Linked DNA regions of Mus musculus: region 1 is linked to region 2. A link is a loop called in an ENCODE intact Hi-C map of the cell type or tissue named here. Cell type or tissue: gastrocnemius. All regions are shown on one strand. Links, peaks and the distances in the headings refer to the core of each region. The heading gives the core; the rest is flanking DNA. Region 1 has its middle 51 kb from the start of BC002059. Region 2 overlaps Rgmb (repulsive guidance molecule family member B).

Evidence for each region. Peaks named below come from ENCODE experiments on the same cell type or tissue, not always from the same donor. Only the 100,000 strongest peaks of a DNase experiment are listed, where the experiment ranks them.
Region 1: a loop joins it to region 2, with 6 times the contacts of the local background. A loop is called at or near these places in 15 of 42 quality-filtered maps.

What each region holds. Positions count from the first base shown.
Region 1 is chr17:16,898,302-16,903,685 of GRCm38, forward strand. No RefSeq gene overlaps it. Among named protein-coding and RNA genes, the nearest start is that of BC002059, 51 kb to the right of the region's middle. In gastrocnemius, for the core only: a CTCF peak has its summit at 2,644; a DNase peak (open chromatin) is centred at 2,651.
Region 2 is chr17:15,802,245-15,807,628 of GRCm38, forward strand. Rgmb (repulsive guidance molecule family member B) reads right to left here. Exons shown (of 5, transcript NM_001372257.1): 5 at 2,417-5,384. The coding sequence ends at 4,901. Among named protein-coding and RNA genes, the nearest start is that of Rgmb, 26 kb to the right of the region's middle. In gastrocnemius, for the core only: a CTCF peak has its summit at 2,389 (motif pointing right); a DNase peak (open chromatin) is centred at 1,981; H3K4me3 peaks cover 391 bases; H3K27ac peaks cover 2,259 bases.

The sequences.
Region 1 (5,384 bases), core at 206-5,205, 1.1 Mb after region 2:
AATGATAACAACAATAATCATATTCAAAAAGCAGCCAAGGGTGTGTTTGCCCATAATATTCCAACCAAGAAATGTGAACTACCTCTCCTCGTTCCCAAAATGTGTGTGTGTGTGTGTGTGTGTGTGTGTGTGTGTGTGTGAATATGGGTGAAGTGCCAGAAAGAGGCACTGGATCTCTTAAAGCTGCAGTTACCAGTGGTTGTGAGATGTCTGGTACAATGAGTGCTAGTAACCAAACCCCAATCCTTTTTGAGAAAAGCAAACACTCATCCACTAAGCCATCTCTCTAGCATTTTAATTTAGTGTTTAAACACCAAAGACTTACTGATGGTATCTATCAATTTTTTTTCAGTGCTGGAAATCAAATGTAGTGCTTATCCATGCTAGGCAAGTGCTGAGCTAAAAACCCAAACCTTGCTAAGTTTTTAGTTCATTCGTATTCTGGTTTTTGAGGTGGGGTATTACTCTGTACCCTACACTGTCTTGGAATTCAGTATCTTTTCACAGGCTGCACTGAGACTCACAGTGGCCTTCAGTCCCCTAGTACCTGTAACACTAACATTAACTTATATGGCAAATAGCTACAGTGCCCATTTGAAGCATTAATGGCAGCTGAGGCACCTGAAATAACTTCTAGACATCGTCCAACGTAACAACTACATTCACCAATGAGAAAACAGAAGCCCAAGTGGAAAAGCCACACCTGTGCCTTATCCCAGTTGATGACTCATTAGGTCCTCACTGGGCACAGGCTTTGTGTCAAATTTTATGCTGGATGGTGGAAAGCACAAAGACATTCACTTTCATGGAGACTGTAGTCTGGTTCTGGAGGAACACAGGAGCACACACAAGTCATGAATTCTAGTTGTGTGTTATAAAAGCTAAGAAAATTGTTACCCTAATTCCTGAGGAAGAGTGAGTGATAGATATGCCGTTGGCATTGTTCATTGAAATGGCTCACTGAATAAGTTTAAGTCTAGCTGCCTAGAAAATTCACAAAGACAAAATATTCTCATTTCGAAAATAGATATACCAACCTTTATCCTAAAGCATATAAAATAACTGAATTCTACATTTACTAATTCACATATGAATTAGTAAAATTTCAAACGACAGCTCTCACTTCTATCTGTGTTTGAGTCCTTCATGGCTAATACATTCTTACACTATTTAAATCAGTGCAAAACTTCAGTAAAATCACTGATTTTTTTTTTCAGCTCATTTCTAGAAATAAAATTCAACTGCATCAAACTTTACTTACATCTTTTATTCTGGGTTTTCTAGAAGGCAATGTCTCTGTTTTTATTATCTTAATTATTCTTATTCTCAATAGCTTATACTTTGGTATAAAGTAGACATAGTTATTAAGTTTAAATCGCATCTTTATATTCTTCCGTTTGTTTTTGAAAAAGGAAAGACAGCAATATAAAATAGCCTTTAAAAATATAATGTATGATTATGGAAAATATACCAGAAATCTGGGCTTGGTGACTCATGCCTATTATCCCAACACTGGGGAAGCTAAAGCACAAATCACAAATTTGAGGTCAGCCTGGACTACATTACAAGATCTTGGCTTGAGAACATAAAAACAAAAATAAAGAAAGGAAAAAGGGAGAAGGAGAAAAAGCAAGAGCAAAAGATATATATGTGTGTGTGGATATATATATATGTGTGTGTGTATATATATATATATATATATATATACCACACAAGGGAAAATGTGTCATATGCTCATGATGACTTGCAGAACTGTGACACCATCTTTGCCTTTGTAGTGTGTCCGAGGGTAAATTTAGTCATGTTAAAACTGTAATGGACAAATTGGAGCAGAGAGTGAGACAAGCTGCCGCAGCCATGGAAGGAGCTAGGTGGGCAGCTTCCATACAGGGTGCCTAGACTTGAGACAAAGAACATTTATTAGTATTTAAAATGGAAATGTAACTTTCTGTCCTGGTTTGCTGCTAGTTTGTGGTTTCTGGCTATAACAGCTTCAGCTTCGCATTCCTAGAATACAAGTTCAATTCCTGCTCTGAGCTGGTTTCATCTTGCTTAGGAAAATCTCAGGGTATTACAACCCCTTAGTCTAATGCCCTCATTAATTTAATACGGGCTAGACTGAGAAAACTGTAGAGTTTATATTTGATTAACACAATGCTTTCTCTTCAAAGTATATTTTCATAAAAAAATATTTTTGAGTTCCCTGTAGATACATACTTATTAAATGTGATCAATCAAAAGAAATAATACAAGTTCTAGGTTCCTCAGTGTCTATATATTTCCAAAGTCAAACCAGTAGATGAAGTATTTTTGTTTTTTGCTCAAGTTCCTTGGTTTAAAATTTAAAAATAATTAACACAAATTTTTTATTTTTTCTATTTTTCAGAAATTTAAATCATTCCAATTATCCAGCTACACACACAAAAAAAAATCTTGTTAGAATATTTTAAAAGTCAAAATTTATGAAAAGTCACTAAACTATCTCCCTAGAATATAAACTAAGATACATAATGCCACTACTCATAACATACTCAAACATAATATACTCAATATTGTTGTAAAATAAAAGAAATTTTAACATGGTTCTAATAATGAAATGTTACCTTTCAATAAAATTGATCAGAAATTTAGTAGCAGTGGCCACCAAGTGGACAGCTCTGGTATTACAACCAATTTCTACACCAGAGCAGGCTTGCTGTGGGTGTCATGAAAAGAGAGCTTAATAATTAAATAATACATCTTACGTAATTAACAAATATACTGTCACTGCTAATAACTATCAGTTTGGAACCCATCAAAGTTCAAGACCTACATGAATGAAATAAATAGCATTTTAAAATAAATACACTTTAAATCATTAGTTCTTGAACTGTGGTTCGCAACCCCCTTGGCAAACCTCTCCAAAATTATTTGTATCATGATTCATAGCAGTAACAAAATTACAGCTATGAAGTAACAACAAAACTAATGTTATGGTTAGAGTTCACCACAGCATGAGGAGCGACATGAGGGTCACAGCATTCGGAAGGTTGAGGACCACTCTTTGAAATCAACTGAATAAATATAAAGTCAATTTAGAGACAAACACAGGTAAATGTCCAATCCTTAATCCTATAATAACTTCCAATATTCATAATTATTACATTATTTAAAATAAACAATAAAGCACAAGGTCACAAATTCTATAATCACTGAAATAATCCACATTAAAGAGAATATCTGTGCTGCCTTTGCAGAGCATTAAACATGGTAATAGCACACAAAATGACGTGATGACTATATCCATCCAGATGGGCCTCTTTAGAATCCTGTTCTTCAAGGGAGAAAGTCCTGTTTACCTCAAGAAGTAGATCCCCATGGCCAAAAGAATAGTCACACAACCAACAACAATATCCAATGTCTAATAGTGTTTCTAAGAATTTCACGTAGACTAATTTATTAGTCCTCATAGTAATAAACAACCGTGGTGGATTGAATAATGTCTCACAAGTGATAGCAAGTCCTAATTTCTAGACCTTGTAAATGTTACTTTATGAAGATAGTCTTTGCAGATGTGACTAAAGCCCCTGAGATGGTGAAGTTATCCCAGATGGGTTTACACGTAACCAAAAAAGTCTCTACAGGAGAGGGGCAGGAGGAGATTAGATACACACAGAATAAAAGACACAGACTGGAAGGTGATAGAAAGAAGAGGCAGAGGCTGTGCCTTGTTTCCAGACGTGCTCTAACTTATTTTGTTTTGAAAAGTGGAGTTCTGATCAGTACTGGAAGAATGAAATAATCTTGTCAGTTTATAAAGTATTCCTTTGAATTGCCAATAACTCATTGTTTTATGTTTACACAATAGCCAGATCTATCCTTTGATTCTGAATAAAATTTTTCATTAGTTTCTTTAATAAAATTTAATTGTTATAAAACCTAATTTGCTTCACAGTGCAATACTTTCTCCAAATTAATGATGTATTTGTATGAGAGAAAAAAACGTGTTTGTTCTAAAACATTTATAGTTTCTGCCACCTTCAATGGCTCATGTATTTAACCAGGATTATTAAAATGGCAAAATCAAGAGAAGGGCTAGACAGTTTATTCTTTGCTTCAATATTTCCTGCTTCTGAAAGTTATCTATAACTCAGCCAATCTGAATTCCTTCCCTTATGGCCATCAAGGAAGTTAGGATGTTGGCTTGGGCAAGTGACCCAGATTACTGAGGGAGACTAGACTTCCCCGCAACTGAATTCTGTTTCTCCGCAATTCTCCTGTGTGCTTGCTTGCTCTCTCACTTGCTTGTTGGCCTGGTTTTCAGTTATGATCTTTCCACATAGTGCAGTCTAGTCTAATTCACTATATACCCCTATCAGTCCTCACTTCTCCTGCCTTAGCCTGCCAAATACTGGAATTGAAATAGTGAACAAGACCTCAAGACCCAGTCTTTCATTATTAAAATCCTCACATCTGCCTGTGCTGTGTAGCTGTGAATTAGTTAATCCGCTTTGGCTCCTGGTGGGTTGTGTGCTGCACCAGCCCAAGAGCTCTCTGGATTCACAAATGAAACACATACACACACACACACACAGAGAGAGAGAGAGAGAGAGAGAGAGAGAGAGAGAGAGAGTCAGTCACACGCGCGCAGCTCTTAAATCTAAATTTTATCTTGTTGCCCTGGTTCCTTCTGGGTGCCTCCGTTCCCACCATCTTTGCTGCCCAAAATGCTCTGGGCAGCCCTTCTGGGGAGCCCTTTCCTTCTTGTACCTACATTTTGACCATTACTCCCTCCTGTTCCTTCCAGGCATGGTCCACCCTTCTTCTGGTGGAGATCCTTTTTCTCTGCTCTGTGCTTCTTCTCCTGGGAACCTACAAATCCCGCCTCTCTCTCTGCCCAACATTGGCTGTTGGCTCTGTGTTGATCAATCAAAAAACCAGTTGGAGACAGTAACCTTCAATGTTTGGACATGCAGATTCCCAATTTGGAGTTCCAATCAAGACAGCATTAGAACCAATTCCCAACAGCTATGTACTTCCCATCAAAATGATTTACGATTTAAGAGTTATTTTTCCCCTAGTACAATGGCTTAATGATGCCACATAAATGTCATACAAATTTCAGCTACAAATCTTTATAGAATGGAAAGGCAAGCTCCAGTTTATATGCACTATAAACATAAAATTGAATTAAGAAGTGTCATTATTTTCATATCAAAAACTATAATTTCAAACATTACCCCTTGCAGCAATATTGTTTGGGCCCTGTATTACGTACAAATATATTATAGAAGATACAACACAAAAGTTAGTAGTGGCCAGGTGTGATAGAAGTAAGTTATGGGCTGGTGAGATGGCTCAATGGGTAAGAGCACCCGACTGCTCTTCTGAAGGTCCAGAGTTCA
Region 2 (5,384 bases), core at 291-5,290:
CAGGACCTCTCTCCTCACTTTCCATGACATCAGCAACCAATGATCTGTTAACAGCACCATTCCCCTTGGTACCGTTATTTTGTTGACTGAAATGTTCCTAGACGTTTGTCTGTCTTAGTTTTCTACTGTTATAAAAAGACACCATGATGAAGATAACATGTAGAAGATTTTACTGGGGTCTTGCTTAGAATTCCAGAGTGTTGAGTTCATGACCATCATGACAGAATGTGGCAACAGACAGACTGACATGGTGCTGGAGCAGTAGCTGAGAGCTTACATCCTGACACATAAGCAAGAGGCAGAGGGAGCAAGAGACTGGGAAAGGCCTGGGCTTTTTAAACCTCAAAGCCCACCCCCAGTGACACGCCTCCTCGTCCTTCCTAAGCAGTTCCACCAACTGTGGAGTAAACATTCAAATATATAAGCCTATGGGGGTCATTTGTATTCCGATCATCAATTTCTTTCTGGTGTGTCGTACATGCAGCATTCTGTTGATGTTCACGTATGTAACGGGCAGAGGCCAACACTGGGTGTCATCCTTTATGGACTACTATCGTAATTCTTGAGTCAGTATCTTTCATTAAACGTGGAGGTCTCCAGTTGATCTCAGAGATCCTTCTGGCTTTCCTTCTCTGGAAATGAAATCACTGATCTGTGCCAGTACATCTAGATCTGAACCTGGATCCTCAGGATTGTGTGGCCAACAGCGGACTCCCTTCCCAGATCCTGAAATAGTCCCAGCTGTATAGATTGCTTATTGATGGCGGGTGCATTTGCACTTTGCCAATACATTTGTGGTTTAGTCTTACCTATTTGATTTGGTTACAGAATCCTTTCCTTTCCTTTCCTTTCCTTTCCTTTCCTTTCCTTTCCTTTCCTTTCCTTTCCTTTCCTTTCCTTTCCTTTCCTTTCCTTTCCTTCCTTTCCTTTCTTTTCTTTTTTTAAATTTGGACTGTTTTCATTTTTTTTTTTAATAAATGGATCATAGCTAGATCACTTATAAAGAATTAATTAGAGGTTGGGAAGACATGCTTAGCCATTAAATTCATTCATGACCATAGAAAAAAGAACCTTCAATTAGGAAACACTGCCCCGTTTTTGTTTCCTTCTCATGGTAGTTTGCTAGGCCTCCCTTAATATGTTCTGGATAACAGAATCAGTCTACTCAGCTGATCTGACCTCATTCTCATAAAACCAGAGCGAGAACTGGATGTCTGCAGTGTGTCCTGCTGGCCCTGGGTGCCAGTCTCTGTCAGTCTGCAAGCAAGCTACAAGAGAGAAGACACAGACACCACCACCCCAAATACGGTGACAGCACATTGGGGGAGCATTGTATTATGTAGTTGACAATGTGAAAGAGCATACTAAGGGTTCTCTGGAGGAAGGGGAGTGAATTAAAAAAAACAACCCACATCATTGATTTAATTTCCCTTTAAAGGACAAAGAGAAACGGGAAGTAGAAACAGAATTCTGAACGTCTTCCTTTCTGCCTTCTTGGGGATGGGGGCGGGGGTGGGGCGGAGAGCGGCTCCTTGATTCACACAGAAATTGACATTTGGTTATAGGAATACAGGGTAAATCTATAATGATCTAAGACTGTCTTACCTTGGTCCACTCTAGGCAACAAAATAGCGACATACACACACATTAAAAAATGAAATTAATCAGGCAACATACAGGATTCTTAGATTCTTGAATTCCAGAAAACTCAAATTCGCTTGCTGTTTAGGACAACAGAAATCTTCTCTGGGTATCTGGAAAACTGGATGTCTGCTATGGAGAAAACCTGGGTGTGTACACTTCTGTTATACACACAGCTACTCAGCACCGGTAACTGTATCTTTGGCTTCTGTAGCTCACACGATCCAGTTGACATATAATTTCCCATTTATGTGCTCTGAACTGCAAAACACACAGCAAGCTCTCTACTCAAGAACTCTGGGTCCCTCTGCCCGGGCTTACTCCACTCAGCATCCCGCCTGGCACCAGGTGGCGCTTTCCTGAGCCTGTTTCTTCTCCCAATTATTCTACCCTCTATTTCTTCAACACAGATAACTTATAGTCACAGGACATCTCCTTTTAAAACACCCAAGAAATGAGGGTTTGCAAGTCTTCAAAGACAAGAAAACCAATCCTACCTCCCACATATTTTCGGTATGGTTAAGTTGCCGATTTCCAGTTGGTCTTCACAAGACCTGGAGTGCAGTGTCCTCAAGGGGCAAAGGTACTCGTTTAAAGACAGATCTTAGGACCAGTCGGACACTGCTTTATTTGAGATTGCTTAAGAGTGAGCTAGGGGAGCAGGCAGTACATCCCATCAAAAACGATTAGGGTTTTGTGAATTCCCTTCCTTTTTTTCTTCTGCAGAGGTTCCTCGGCTCGTCCAGTAGGTGTCACTATAAGCAGAGAACAAACATCGGGCAGCATGGTCTGGAACCTTTATTTTTCTAGCATAATAATTTAACGTATTTACATACTACACACTCACTGTTTTTACACAGAAACTTACTCAATATACCTATGAACCACATCTACAGGTTTCTCTGCAAAGATTCGACACAATGGGGGGGGGGGTCAAGCACAGCAGAGGGGGCAATGTGGTTTTGAGTATTTCCAAAGAGAGACATGGGAAGATCTGTGAAAATCAGGGTTTTGCCCCAAGTTTTAAGCTCTCCCAGGAGACCCGTGAAAAGCTATAGCCTATTTGCTTGGCAGTATGGTCTGAAATTCTTCTGGCTTTGGACTTCATAGGACAAGTTCAAGCAATTTATGTTCCTTAGAAACCCCAAAGAAAACCTGGCCCTTCTCTACAAAAGTACTTGATTTCTAAAAGTTATCTGTGGGAACTGTAAAGGACACACAGGGACACCAATTCTGAAGGAGAACACTAACACATTATTACTAACGCCACTGCTGTAGGACATCTCAGGGCACCCTCTCCAGCTAAACAATACAGCTAAATAAGGAAACTTTCTTTTCCAAACTATTGGGTGGACACGGTGGCTTTGTTCTCCTCAAAAGGATAAAAGGTGTAGCAATCACACACTCTAAAGGCAGACCTTGTAGAAACGTCTATTGTTTTTACTTTTATATTTGCACAGAAATAGTGGTTCAAAGTATCCAACATTTTCCCTTCCTTGTTCAACGCAATCACAAGTTAATAGCTATTGACAACTTCTGAACTTGGCACATGGCTACACAGGTGAACCAAAGTGGCCATGCTTGAAAGCTCAGGGTTGGTCAGTCCTAAAGCAGCTTTCCTAGAAGGATCGTCTTTTACAGATCTAGGTCCTAACTCTCTGGAGCTCAATCTTTAAGAATACAAAGCAGGGTGCCTTCATAGCTGCCCCCAAGGTGAGACTCTGCCGCCTCTAGATCAACACACAATCCCACCCATTGGCAATATCACTTCTAAGAAACACATCTTCACAAAAGACTCCCCGTTTCCTGCCAGCCTTTGTCTGTCAGTCCCACTGGCCAACAGGACATGTCAAAAGGCATCGCCTTGTCCCAACAACGTTATTTAAGGTTTGTTATCTTTTGCTTGTGAAAATGAAAACTTTAAATATTAAAACACAAATCGTATCACTTCTTGGAACCAAAACACAGTTAGTTATAATAATACAAAGCTACCTATTCAGGAGTTAACTTTGCTAGCCTCACTGTCTTCTGTTACGTCCCCTTTATAGCTGACACCAGCAATACAATGCAGGAGGCATGGGAAGACTTTACCTGGTGAGGATCTCACTAAGCTGGCAGAGAGTTGAAAAGACGGCGATGACTTGGGGAGTGAAATGCCTAGTTATGACCATCAGGACGCATAGGCATCCACAGGCAAGTGCATACTAATACACACCAAGACAGATTTTCTCTTCTTCAGGCCGTACTCCTGGACCTCAGTATCAGAGGAACACTAACAGCCAGTGCTTGGAATCCAGAGGGGAGGTTAAGGAGATGCTGGAGCAGAGCCAGAGAGCACTGTCAGGACTCCAAGCAGCCAAGGAGAAAGTCAAGAATGTGACTTTTACAAATTACAAAGGAGGGCAAAGCATGATCTCTTCTGAGTTGATTTTGTTTTGCTTAAAGAGTTAATGGAGGGGAAACTACAATTTACACCGGGATAGAGGATGAGATAGAGTTACCAGCTGGGGCACAGCAAGATGCCTGGTATTTACTTGAAATGGCCACCTCCAGACTGGTACATAACAAACATCAGCTTCAGAAGGGTCACCCTAGTAGGCCATATGTGCTCAAATGCACATAAGCGAAGGCTGAAGTTGTAGCACTAATGTGCCCATGTACTGAAAAAGCGAATTGTTAGAAACAGGGCTCGTTAGTGAGATCCACATTTTAAGAATCAAAAGTACTTACAAGTGAGGGGACAACTTTCCTCTCAAATTGACACTTCAAAGGAAGGGAGACAGCTCCATCAGGAACTGAGTGCCTTGGTAAATCAGTAGCAATCAGTAGCCATGGGAAGTGCAGGGGGAGCAAGCAGAGGCGGTACAAACTAGTCACCTCCAAATGGATCGCTGTGGTTGGTGTCTGTGTATATGCACTGTACATACTAACCAGGTACACACATAAATATTTAATATATAAAAAATAAAGTGCTTTCTAAGAGGCCCCTAGGCAGGGACGTTATAAAACATTTCACAAAACAGCAAAACAAAATTGATACAATCAAAAAAACAACACTATAACCAACATAGGTGAAAACAGCCAAACACATAATGTACAATCTGGTGTTCCAGGACAAACATCTGTCATATACATGGTATATACATATATACTTTTTCACTCAATATATTATGACAATATATATTTAAAATTTTGTTATAGACAAAAAAAAAAGAAACTCAGAAAAACAAAAAAACAAAACAAAGACAAGAAACAACTCCTACAAAAACATAATAAGGATCAAGCATGTGAGTCCAAGACCAACAGGCAAATCCCTACATCCCCCACAGCTGCTGGGGAAGATGTGCCAGCGTTCCTTTCTTGGGTGCAGCGCTTCCACATCCTCCAAGGCACTGTGGGCTGCAGCAGTAAAGTTGGCATCACCAGTGGTGAGCAGGTCGAAGACACACGATTGGAAATAGATGTCCTTCACCGGCATCTTCTCGTGGCATTGGGTGCTGGCAGTCTCCAGTGTGTAGCCAGGCCAGGCCTGCACTGAGGTGGTGTGAGGCAGGCTGTGCCCCAGGATAGCAGACACCTGGCCTTGTCCATCATCAATGCATTCACTCATGGGGCAGCCATTCACACACAGCTGCAAGTCCTGGCTTTCCTCATAGGACATGGCCAAGTCTTCGGGCATCCGGATAGCGAGGGTTAGGTAGCGACCCAGCTGTCGCACAAACACTGTGGTGCCTATGTAGCGG